Regions from separate parts of the Homo sapiens genome. Here region 1 is linked to region 2. A link is a loop called in an ENCODE intact Hi-C map of the cell type or tissue named here. Cell type or tissue: psoas muscle. All regions are shown on one strand. Each heading gives the region's core, and the rest is flanking DNA. Links, peaks and the distances in the headings are about the cores only.

Region 1 (5,367 bases), core at 269-5,268, 1.2 Mb after region 2:
AGCATGCACCACCGTGCCCGGTTATTTATTTGTTTATTTATTTATTTATTGTAGAGGCAAGATCTCACTATGTTTCCCAGACTTGTCTCAAACTCGTGGCCTCAAGAGATCCTCCAGCCTTCGCACCCCCGAAGTCCTGGGATTACAGGCATGAGCCACCACCCCAGCCTGTTTTATTTTTCTATTGAGATATAATACACATATGTCAAAATTACCCTTTTAAAGTGTACAATTCAATGGTTTCTAGTATATTCACAGAGTTGTGTAACCATCACCACAATCAATTTTTGAACATTTTCATCACCCCAAAGGACACTTATACCGATGAGCAACCACTCCCATTTAACCCCTCCTCCCATCCTCTGGCAGCTGCCACCTGCTTTTTGTTTCTATACATTTGCCTGCTCTGGGCATTTCATGTAATATGTGGCCTTTTGGGTCTGGCTTCTTTCATTTAGCATCACGGTTTCAAGATCTGTCCATATTGCAGCATGTATCAAGGCTTCACGCCTTTTTGTGGCTGGATAATATCCCATTGTATGGATAGACCACACTTCATTTATCCTTCCATCCATCCATGGACATTTGGGCTGTTTCCACTGTTTGGCTATTGTGAATAACGCTGCTATAAACATCCATTTTTTACGAGATTGTGTGTGTGTACCTTGTACCATTTTCTTGGGTGTATATCTGGGAGTGGAACTGCTGTGTCTTATGGCAATTTGGTGTTTCCTGAGGATGGCTCTGCTTTGAGGACTGTGCTGAAAATGGTGGGACAACAGTTTCCAGCCTCTTGGACTTCTCAAAGGCAGTAAAAATTCTTAAAAATAAAATGAATGATTGGGCAACCGAAATAAGATGGTCTACTTTTTATATTGCCAAGTAAAGACTACAGGATAAAATAAAATTAAAGAAATATTTTTTCCATTACTTCACAGTAAAAGAACATTTTAACCACCAACATCACTACCCCCAAAAAGGAAAGGAGATTAATATATTAACATAAATGGTAGTTGTTTAAGTTTACTTTCATGAAAATTTCACTACATGCCTGTGTGTTCCCCCATAGTACCAGGAACTGATAAACAAAGAAGCAAACGACCTCCTCACCATCTACAGTCTAGCCAGGTGATGGTGGGGGGGGGGGCGGAGAGAGAAAGAGAGAGAGAGAGAGAGAGAGAGAGAGAGTGTGTGTGTGTGTGTGTGTGTGTGTGTGTGTGTGTGGTCAGAGGATGTCGGATGTCAGATATCCCAACTCTAAGGAATTCTGAGATGTGTAAAAGGGATTGTTTTGCCCAAAGGAGGTTTTCAGGCTCTGAAAAGAATAAAATCCCAGGATAACTGCTTTAATGGAGGCACAAGCAACAAGAGAACCCCAAGACAGAAATTAGTTCTGATTGGCTGGGAACGGTGGCTCACACCTATAATCCCAGCACGTTGGGAAGCCGAGGCGGGCGGATCACATGAGGTCAGGAGTTCAAGACCAGCCTGGCCAACATAACGAGACCCCATGTCTACTAAAAATACAAAAATCAGCCAGGCGTGGTGGAGCACACCTGTAGTCCCAGCTACTCAGGAGGCTGAGGCAGGAGACTTGCTTGAACCTGGGAGGCAGAGGTTGCAGTGAGCCGAGATCACGCCACTGCACTCCAGCCTGGGCGACAGAGTGAGACTCAGTCTCAAAAAAAAAGAAGAAAGAAATTAGTTCTGATCATGGGAAAACCAGGTGAGTAGCAATGATCTCAGCAGGCTGAGATGAATTCTATGCAGCCACAAGTCTGGGAGATAATGTTTACCAGACCAGAGAGAATCTGTAATTCCTACGGCCTTGGTACCTTCAGGAATAGAGAGATTCTATTGCCAAATAATGACTTCCAGGTGGTGCATTAATGACAACAGTGGGTAGTTTTGGTCCCCTCTGCCGCTGGGCCCAGGGGACTCTGGGAACCATCACCCTTGGTGGGATCTGGCTTGGGAGTTGGCCCTAAATCGCCTGCCATGGGAGCGGGTTTAGAGGGGAAGCAGTGGCCCCCCAGGAGGTCAGGGGTCCTAGAGTCATCTAGAAGAACAACAGAAAGAAATACCTAGGGCAGGTCAGGCGCGGTGGCTCACGCCGGTAATGCTAGCACTTTGGGAGGCCAAGGTGGGCAGACCAGCTGAGGTCAGGTGTTTGACACCAGCCTGGCCGACATGGCGAAACCCCGTCTCTACTAAAAATACCAAAAAAAATTAGTTGGGCATGGTGGTGGGCGCCTGTAATCCCAGCTACTGGGGAGGCTAAGGCAGGAGAATTGCTTGAACCCGAGAGGTGGAGGCTGCAGTGAGTCATGATCGTGCCTCTGCACTCCAGCCTGGGCGACAGAGCAAGAATCTATCTCAAAAAAAAAAAAAAAAAGGGCCAGGCACAGTGGTTCATGCCTGTAATCCCAGCACATGGGGAGGCCAAAGTGGGAGGATCACGAGGTCAGGAGCTCAAGACCATCCTGGCTAACACGGTGAAACCTCATCTCCACTAAAAATACAAAAAATTAGCTGGGTGTGGTGGCACGTTCCTTTAGTCCCAGCTATTCGGGAGGCTGAGGCAGGAGAATCACCTGAACCCGGGAGGCGGAGGTTGCAGTGAGCCGAGAAGGCGCCACTGCCACTGCACTCCAGCCTGGGCGACAGAGCAAGAAAGAAAGAGAGAGAGAGAGAGAGAGAAAGAAAGAAGAGAAAGAAAGAAAAGAAAGAAAGAAAGAGAGAGAGAAAGACCTAGGGCAGCAGACACCAGGCTTTGGTCTGTGAGGCTCTGATACCCCGCCCCCCACAAGCTGCTGAATGTCCTTGGAGAATGAGAGGCGAGGGGATGGGAGGCAATGGGGCTGAAATCACTTCTAGGAAGGAACTACCCTCTGTGCTTTCCCATCAGGCAACTGAAGGAGCAAGTTCCCGGGGCTGGAAGCACAGCAATGAGAGGGAAGCACAGAGGTCACGGGTGACAGTGGGGAAAACGAGGCAGCAGTGGAAATGTATCAGAAGCAAAATGTGCTGGGTTTTGCCTAAGGCTAGCAATGCAAAACAAATCAGGAAAGTCCCCTGGACTTCGTGAGGTGGGCTCAGGCACACATGGAAAATTGTGGTGAGGGAGGAGATTTTTTCCTAATTAGCACTGAGGGATCCAATAAGCCAAACCTTTTTCACACATGACATAGCTATCAGATTTTATCCCGGTGCCAGGGAAGCTCACGAGAATGATTCTGAGACAAGATGATGAAGCCAAAATCTTTCCCCCGGCTTTTTTTTTTTTTTTTTTTTTTTCTAAAGTGTAAAACAGGACCAGGTGGTGAGTCTAGTTGAACTGCTCGAGCATTGGTGCTCTCTGGTGGCCAATATAGAAATTGCATTGGCAGCGGTGCAAAAGTTTTCCTTTTTATGAAAAAAGTCAGATAATCTAAGAGGTGTTGCAGAAGCTAGCATTGCTTAAGAGGGATGTTTATTGGAAGGTGTAATCTTGGAGTTAGAATCTTTAACATGCTTCTTCTGAAACCAGCTTTTCCTCGTTCTCTGTCTTGGTAAATGGCCTGACCACCCATTGTTCCCCAAGTAAGAAACGTGGGGGTCACACTAGACACCTACTCTCCCTCATCTTCACACTCAGGCAGTCCCTGAGGCTTGTGCCCTTAACTGTCTAAATTTGCCTTTTTCTTCTTCTTTTTTTTTTTTTTTTCCTGAGACGGAATCTCATTCTGTCACCTGGGTTGGAGTACAATGGTGTGATCTCGGCTCACTGCAACCTCCACCTCCCGGGTCAAGCGATTCTCCTGCCTCAGCCTCTGGAGTAGCTGGGATTACAGGCATATGCCACCACGCCCAGCTAATTTTTGTATTTTTAGTAGAGACAGAGTTTCACCATGTTGGCCAGGCTGGTCTCCAACTCCTGGCCTCAGGCGATCTGCCCACCTCAGCCTCCCAAAGTGCTGGGATTATAAGCGTGAGCCACCATGCCTGGCCTTTTTTCTTTATTTCTTTTTTCTTTTCTTTTCTTTTTTTTTTTTTAAAGTTTGGGTCTGCTCTGTCACCCAAGCTGGAGTGCAGTGGGTGACAGAGCTCTCTGAGACCTCAAATTCCTGGGCTCAAGCAACAGTCCCACCTCCGTCTCCAAAACCACTGGGATTACAGGTGCAAACCACTGGGATTACAGGTGCGAGTCACTGGGATTACAGGTGCGAGCCACTGGGATTACAGGTGCGAGTCACTGGGATTACAGGTGCGAGTCACTGGGCCCTGCCTACCTAGCATCGCTTCTGTCATATTCTGTTAGCAACACTCTCCAAAGCCCAACCAGTTTCAAGGGGAGGGGATGTAGACCTCACCTTTCAATGAGAAGAGTGTCAACGAATTTGTGGACTTTATTTCAAAACAGCCACAACAACTAATTCCTGATAAAAACTGAAAATATGACATAATAAGGCTTTAACCACCCCCACGTTTGTTTATGTGTTTATGATCTGTTTCCCACGCTACAAATTAAGCTTGATGAGGGTAAAGACTTGGGCATTTTGCCCACTGCAGTGTCCCTGAGGCCAAGGACAGGGCTGAAGAATTACACGGTGATTAGATCAGAGGAAATATCACCGTCTCCCCTCCTCCTGTCTATTTTAGGCCAAAGCATCCTTCAACATCCAGCTCACAGCTCTTCTCCGTGGTCTTCTAAACTCCAGTTTTTCTTTGCCTATTCACCTGAGGGTCACTTTGTGCTATACTAAGTTGTCACGTCTTAAATTACAGCATCCAGTATTACCAGTTCAGCTGCTGGAGCCTGACACCCTGGACCCAAATCCCAGCTCTCATGTGAACCAGCCATGTAACCTTGGACAAGAAACCTCAGTTTTCTCTTCTGTTAAATGGGGGAAATATTGGGGATTTTGTAAGGATTCAATGAGCCAATTTAAGTAAAGCACTCAGAACAGTCCCTGGCCTATAGGAAGCACCAGAGAAGTAGTGTTAGCCACTATTGCCTCTTGTATCTCTGCATTGTAGGGTTCTTTATCCATCAATTTTTTCTTTCTTTCCTTCTTTCTTTCTTTCTTTCTTTCTTTTCTTTCTTTTTCTTTCTCTTTCTTTCCTTCTTCCTTCTTTCTCTCCTTCCTTCCTCTTTCTTTCTTTTTCTTTCCTTCTTCCTTCTTTCTCTCTCCTTCCTTACTTCCTTTCTTTCTCTCCTTCTTTCCTTCCTTCCTTTCTCTCTCTCTCTCTCTTTCTTCCTTCCTTTCCTTTCTTTCTTTCTTTCTCCTTTTCTCTTCTTCTCTCTCTCTCTCCCTCTCTCTTTCTCTTTCTTTTTTTTTTTTTGAGTCAGAGTCTCACTCTGTCACCCAGGCTGGAGTGCAGTGG
Region 2 (5,367 bases), core at 48-5,047:
GTTTCGAGTCCGGGGGTTACACTGCTTGTAACCCTTGCAGCTCCTCAGCTCCATGAGCTGTACGTGTAGCTGGTTGAGGACATCCCTGTCCAGTGTGTTCACTGCATTCATCAGCTGGTTGCAAAAAAGGTAGTCTGTCAACAAGGTAAGTACAGGGACTCTCGCCCTGCCCTTCTACCAACCAGGGGACATATTTCAGGCAGGTGGCGGGTGGAAGGTGCTAGGGGCTGGTGACCTGTTTACTCCAACTTCTGCAAGAGCCAGCGTTTGGAAGAGTTAGGTGACTTTTTGGCTTCAAGTCCCACCAGGTTCACTCTTCATGAGAGTGAAAACTCAGGAGAATAAAAACCACGTCTGTGTATTTAACGTTGGAGTTCTGCAGCCACTGGTCAGGAAACTTCCCAAGCTTGGAAAGAAAGCCTTCCAAGTCTTGGTTTTATCAGCAGCCTTCATTCAGGGGCCCTCAGCTCCTCCTGATTGCAAAGCAGCCATTTGATGAAAGGACGGGTAAGTGGCCTGGGTTCTTGTGTAGTCTGGGAGCTACCGGTGAGGGACTTAACCTACCCCTTTGGTAAAGTATGAGGGTGAACCTATCTAAGGAGAAAGACTGCACACCTATATAGTAATTAAAGCATTTGTGCTGCTGACATTTAAACATCAGATTTCATTTAAATTATTTCAGGCTTTTCTTGAAAGGTCAAAGCCTGGGCAATACCAAGGCCACAGTACAGGAAAGCTCTAGTGCTGGAGCTCAGTAGTGACTGTCCCTGTACAAGGGCCCACATGTTCCGATGACCAGACATGCCACTGCTCCTTTTGGTCTTGTGTGGTCCTGGGCCACTTCAGTCGCATGTGTGTTTAGATGGCTTACTGTACGGAAGCACTTAGCAGAGTGCTTGGTGCAGTGTGTTACTGTTATATTAGCTGCGCGGTCCGTGTAGGCCCTGCAGTGGGTGATATTTGGCTTGATCCTACAGCCTGACAGTGTTAGGAGTCTTCACAAGTTCCGGCAAAACCTGGTTGCATGCTGCATGTTAAGTTAGAGGGAAGAAGCCATATATATTACACACGCAGGGTGATGGAGGCAAAAAGCAGGGTGATGGAGGCAAAAAAGGCTGATTGAACACAGAACCCCCAATCTCAGCAGCTTCACAACTTACTCCCACCGGCTCAGGGACTCAGTGGGACTTGGACAATTTGTCATCACTTCCCTGAGGTTGGGGGGGGCCTACCTGGCAGCACTGGTGTACCCCACACCCCCATCCCTCTAGCTCGGGTTGCCTGTACCTGGTAGGGGTCTGTGTTGAGATCAAAGTACTCTAGGAAGCCAGTTGCAAATTCACAGAAGAGGAAATTGTGAGTCTCATTGATGGTCCTCATGCACCAGTACGTGTTATTGTTGGCGCTGGTGCAGGCACAGAAAGGCCCCACTGCCAAGGAAGAGAGAGCATGTCCTGAGTGCCTGCGGGAGGAGGCCCCATCTGCCAACAGTGATTCCTGTCAGGGACAGCCCCTAAAACCAGTTCGTCAAATGCCAAGAGGCTGTCCCGAGCACCGTGGACCCCTGGTGTTGGGGACCCCCTTTCTGAGAGAGGTCTGGGTCACTAAGTGGAGAAGTTTCTTGAACCCCTGGGCCTCAGCCTGTCCACCCCTGCCCTGGGCTTGCTCACGTGTCCAGAAAGGCGCCGTCTGCCAGTGCTGGTTGTCGTGGGTGAAGCACGTGAGGCCTGGCATGCTGCACGTGTCGTTGTTCTGCAGGCGCTTGAGCAGCTTGCGGAGTTTCTTCTTGCGCTTCTGCTCCCGCAACAGCCACACCTTGTCCTTCTCTTGCAGGCCCTTCCTATGGGCGCAGAGGGCCACACACACCTTGGGCCTCTGAGGGATCAGTGACCCCATGTCTCTGCTCTTCCTGTCCACCTAAGGGCTTCGCTGAGGCTTCTCCAACAGAGAGCCATGGGCATAGCAATTCAGGGTCCCAAGTCCCAGTGCTGCTCCAAGGCAGAGCCGGGACCAGAACCTGGGTCTTGTCATTCTACTTTAACTCCCAAGGGGGCACAAGCTGGGGACAGAACCAGGCAGCTACTGGGACTCCTGTTGACACCCCTTTCCCCTCCTTCCTGTGTCCTGCCCTGCTTGGTGGAGTTGCGGTAACCCCATTTAGCCACAAGGGGGCGTCGGAGGCCCGCTCAGTGTTGATTGGGAAGTAAGGCCTCTTCGAGGGCTACCGTGGACTTCCCAGGGAAGGGCCTGGACTTCTTTCCTTTTCTTCTGAGTTTTAGCTTAAGGGAGGGCCACCTCCTCATGCAGGCCTCTGCATCTCTTCCCCAGGACCTCAAGCTGCTCTTACCTGAAAGGATGCAGACTGGAGCCTCTGTGCTTGAGGCGGCCTTTGTGCTGGGTGTGGTAGCTGTAACAGACCCCCCCAGCCCCAGGCTTCAGGAGTGGCTCAGAGGGCTCCGCTGGCAGGTGCAAGCTGTGATTTCTGGGACTCCCATGTGTTGCTGCTGCCCCACCCCTGTCCCTCCTTCTGGGGTGGTGGTGGGTAGGGCATGACCCTATCCTCAGGGCAGCAGGTGCCTGCCTGAGTGGCTTCTTTCTCCAAGCATGAGCCAGGACTCTGCCTGGACTTTTGCTAGACTTTAGCAGGTTGGGTTAATTGTAATTTAGCCACGACTAGAAGCTGGGCCTGGCTTTAGGTGCATCAGCCTCAGCATCCTTTTTCCTTTCTTTTTTGATGGTTAATTTTACATGTCAAAGCCTCAGCATCTTGAGGTTGGTTCCCTCACCACCCTGCCTACTCACACTTGGTCGGGGTCAACACAGGGAAGCCTGTGTTTTGCAACACTTTCTGGAAAGACAGCAGGGCTTCTACAGCTGTGCTGTCCAGTATGGTAGCCACTGGCCACAGGTGGCTACTTCAATTTGAATTAAGCAAAATAAAAAATTTGGCTCCTTAGTGACACTAGCCAAAATTTTAAGTATGCACCAGCCACGTGTGGTGTAGTGCAGATATAGCCCATTTCCGTCAGCACAGAATGTTCTATTAGAGCTGTTCTAGAGTTCAGTCCTTTGGGCCAGGGGACCCCTAAGCCGGGAACATGGACCTCAAACCACATGGGGGATTTCTGAAAGGGCAATCGGCAGAGGCACTTTTCCGGCCTGGAGCCGGCTCTGCGCAGCCAGCACGGGTCTCTTGCTAGCAGTACTGGAATCTGGGCGCCAGCCTGGCTGAGGAGCAGGTCCGTGTGCCACACTGGCTGACAACAGGGAGGTAAATTACGGATTTTTTTAATGCCATGAGGGGAGAAGATAAAGATAAAAATAAAAAATGAAAGGGGTCAATCACGAGAGGGGATGAACTGAACTGTCCTGTAGGAGAGTGGGGTCTTAGGGAGGTCCCTTTGCTACTGCCTCACCTGATTTTGTGACAGTCACATTCTTCTGGCCGCTTTTTCTTCAGGTGACCTCGGACTTCCCTCAGGTTCTTAATTTTGTTCTGCAGGGTTTCAATCTGAGGGAGGGGCAGAAGAGGAGGCCTTGAAACCTTCAAGGCTGGACAACAAAGACTTGGCCTGGTGACTGCCCCCACGCTGCCGTGTCTGTGCTCAGCAGCGGCAGCCTGCACTCCCCGGGCCCCAGGGCAAGCACCGGCATGTCTGGGTGGGGAGGAGGTACTTGTTCTGCCTGAAGGAAGCCCGCCTTCTCCTCCAGCCAGCCCTTGCAAGGGAACCGAGTCATTTTTCCGGCCTGGCCTGCGCAGGAACCCGCTGAGCCCACTGAGGCCTCCAGTGTCTCCCCTGGGTTTGATGAAAGGCCTCCTGTAGCGTAGACTTCTTGTAAGTCAAAAGGGGGACAACGTGGCTAAGCCATCGTCCCTCAGACGGCCTGGGCAGGAAGCTATCTGTCTCATGCTGGGACTGACACCTATCCCCGCGTTGAGGAATCTGTGGGGACCTCACTTCACCTCTCCAGCCTCTTCCCTGGGTCTGGCCTCACTGCCCTCCCACTGTGAACCGGGGGTCCTGCCAGGCCCGTGGTGGCCGAGAGCATGCTCCTCTCCCGCTCTCCACTCACCTCGTGGTCGATGTGCAGCTTGTGGTCTTTCCAGGCCTGCAGGGACTTGTACAGGTCCAGGTCACACTGGACTGTGTCGTTCTCTAGGATGTAGCACCTGCTTGAGAGAAGGGATCACGTGTGGCTCGGAGGTGGTGGAGGGGGAGCAGCCCAGGTGCCCAAGAGGTGTGGGAAGCCCTTGCCGAGGTCTGTCCTGTCCCCTTCACCCTCGACTTCCACCTGGACACTCACCGATGTGTCACTTTAATGGGGTTGGCGGCTGAATAGTCGGGAAGGCCTCCAGTGCCACTGAAGTCCCCACCATCCTTGTCATCTTGGTCCTCAGGGGCCCAAGAGGTGTGGGAAGCCCTTTGCCGAGGTCTGTCCTGTCCCCTTCACCCTCGACTTCCACCTGGACACTCACCGATGTGTCACTTTAATGGGGTTGGCGGCTGAGTAGTCGGGAAGGCCTCCAGTGCCACTGAAGTCCCCACCATCCTTGTCATCTTGGTCCTCAGGGGCCCCTGGCCAGTGCCGCTTGGTGAGGTTTCGGGGCTGGGCGGCATCACCCAGGCCTACGTGGTACACCCTGCCGTCCACCTCGATGGCCACTGAGCGGATGGAGCGACTGCGGACATAGCTGGCCTTGTACTCTGTGGGCATTAGAGGAGTGGCAGAGTTAGGGAGGCAGGAAAGGCTGGCCAGGCTCCCAGGGCAGTGGGTCCTTCATCAAGATAGGGCCGGGCTTCCAAGCATGAGGCTCAGCTTTGCCTGCGACTCGAGGGGTCGTGGAATCTACCCGCCTGCTCGCAGATCCTGGACCGCAGGGGAGGGCCTCGAGGTGATCACACCGGCAAGACGGAAGTCCTGGAGCCAAGAAGCCACTGACTCAAGAGGATTTCAAGCGAGAGCTGCTTGCGGGTAAACAAATGGCGGTACATCATCTGTACAACGGAATATGCGACCAGAACCAGGAGCGAGGTTCTGATTCACGCTAGAGCGTGGATGAATGTCAAAAGCAGGCGGAGTGAAACCAGCCAGACACAAAGCGGGCTCGTATTGTTACATTCTATTTATAGGAACTACCCAGAATAGGTAAATCTATAGCGGCAGAAAGAAGATTGGTGATTGCCAGGGGCTGGGGGAGAGGGTAGTGAGGAGTGACTGCTTTGTGGGTACGGGGTTCCCTTTTGGGGTGATGAAATGTTTTGGAACTAGGTAGAGGTGTGCAACACTGTGAACCTATTAAATGCCTCTGCATTGTATATAATTGTAAAAATGGTGAGTTTGATGTTATCTGAACTTCACCTCAAT

The links. Hi-C counts contacts between places; a loop is a spot of excess contacts. Peaks named below come from ENCODE experiments on the same cell type or tissue, not always from the same donor. Only the 100,000 strongest peaks of a DNase experiment are listed, where the experiment ranks them.
Region 1: it touches region 2 in a loop (3-fold over the local background); 3 of 110 quality-filtered maps call a loop at or near these places.

Annotation. Positions count from the first base shown.
Region 1 is chr20:48,901,860-48,907,226 of GRCh38, forward strand. No RefSeq gene overlaps it. Among named protein-coding and RNA genes, the nearest start is that of ARFGEF2, 17 kb to the right of the region's middle. In psoas muscle, for the core only: a CTCF peak has its summit at 3,370 (motif pointing left); a DNase peak (open chromatin) is centred at 3,368.
Region 2 is chr20:47,661,783-47,667,149 of GRCh38, forward strand. SULF2 (sulfatase 2) reads right to left here. Exons shown (of 21, transcript NM_001387048.1): 12 at 4,478-4,706; 13 at 4,075-4,171; 14 at 3,417-3,511; 15 at 2,348-2,407; 16 at 1,671-1,840; 17 at 1,288-1,430; 18 at 1-114. Among named protein-coding and RNA genes, the nearest start is that of SULF2, 120 kb to the right of the region's middle. RefSeq lists enhancers at 1,424-1,473, 2,284-2,423, 2,454-2,503, 3,037-4,022, 4,023-5,006. In psoas muscle, for the core only: a CTCF peak has its summit at 2,161 (motif pointing right); a DNase peak (open chromatin) is centred at 2,169.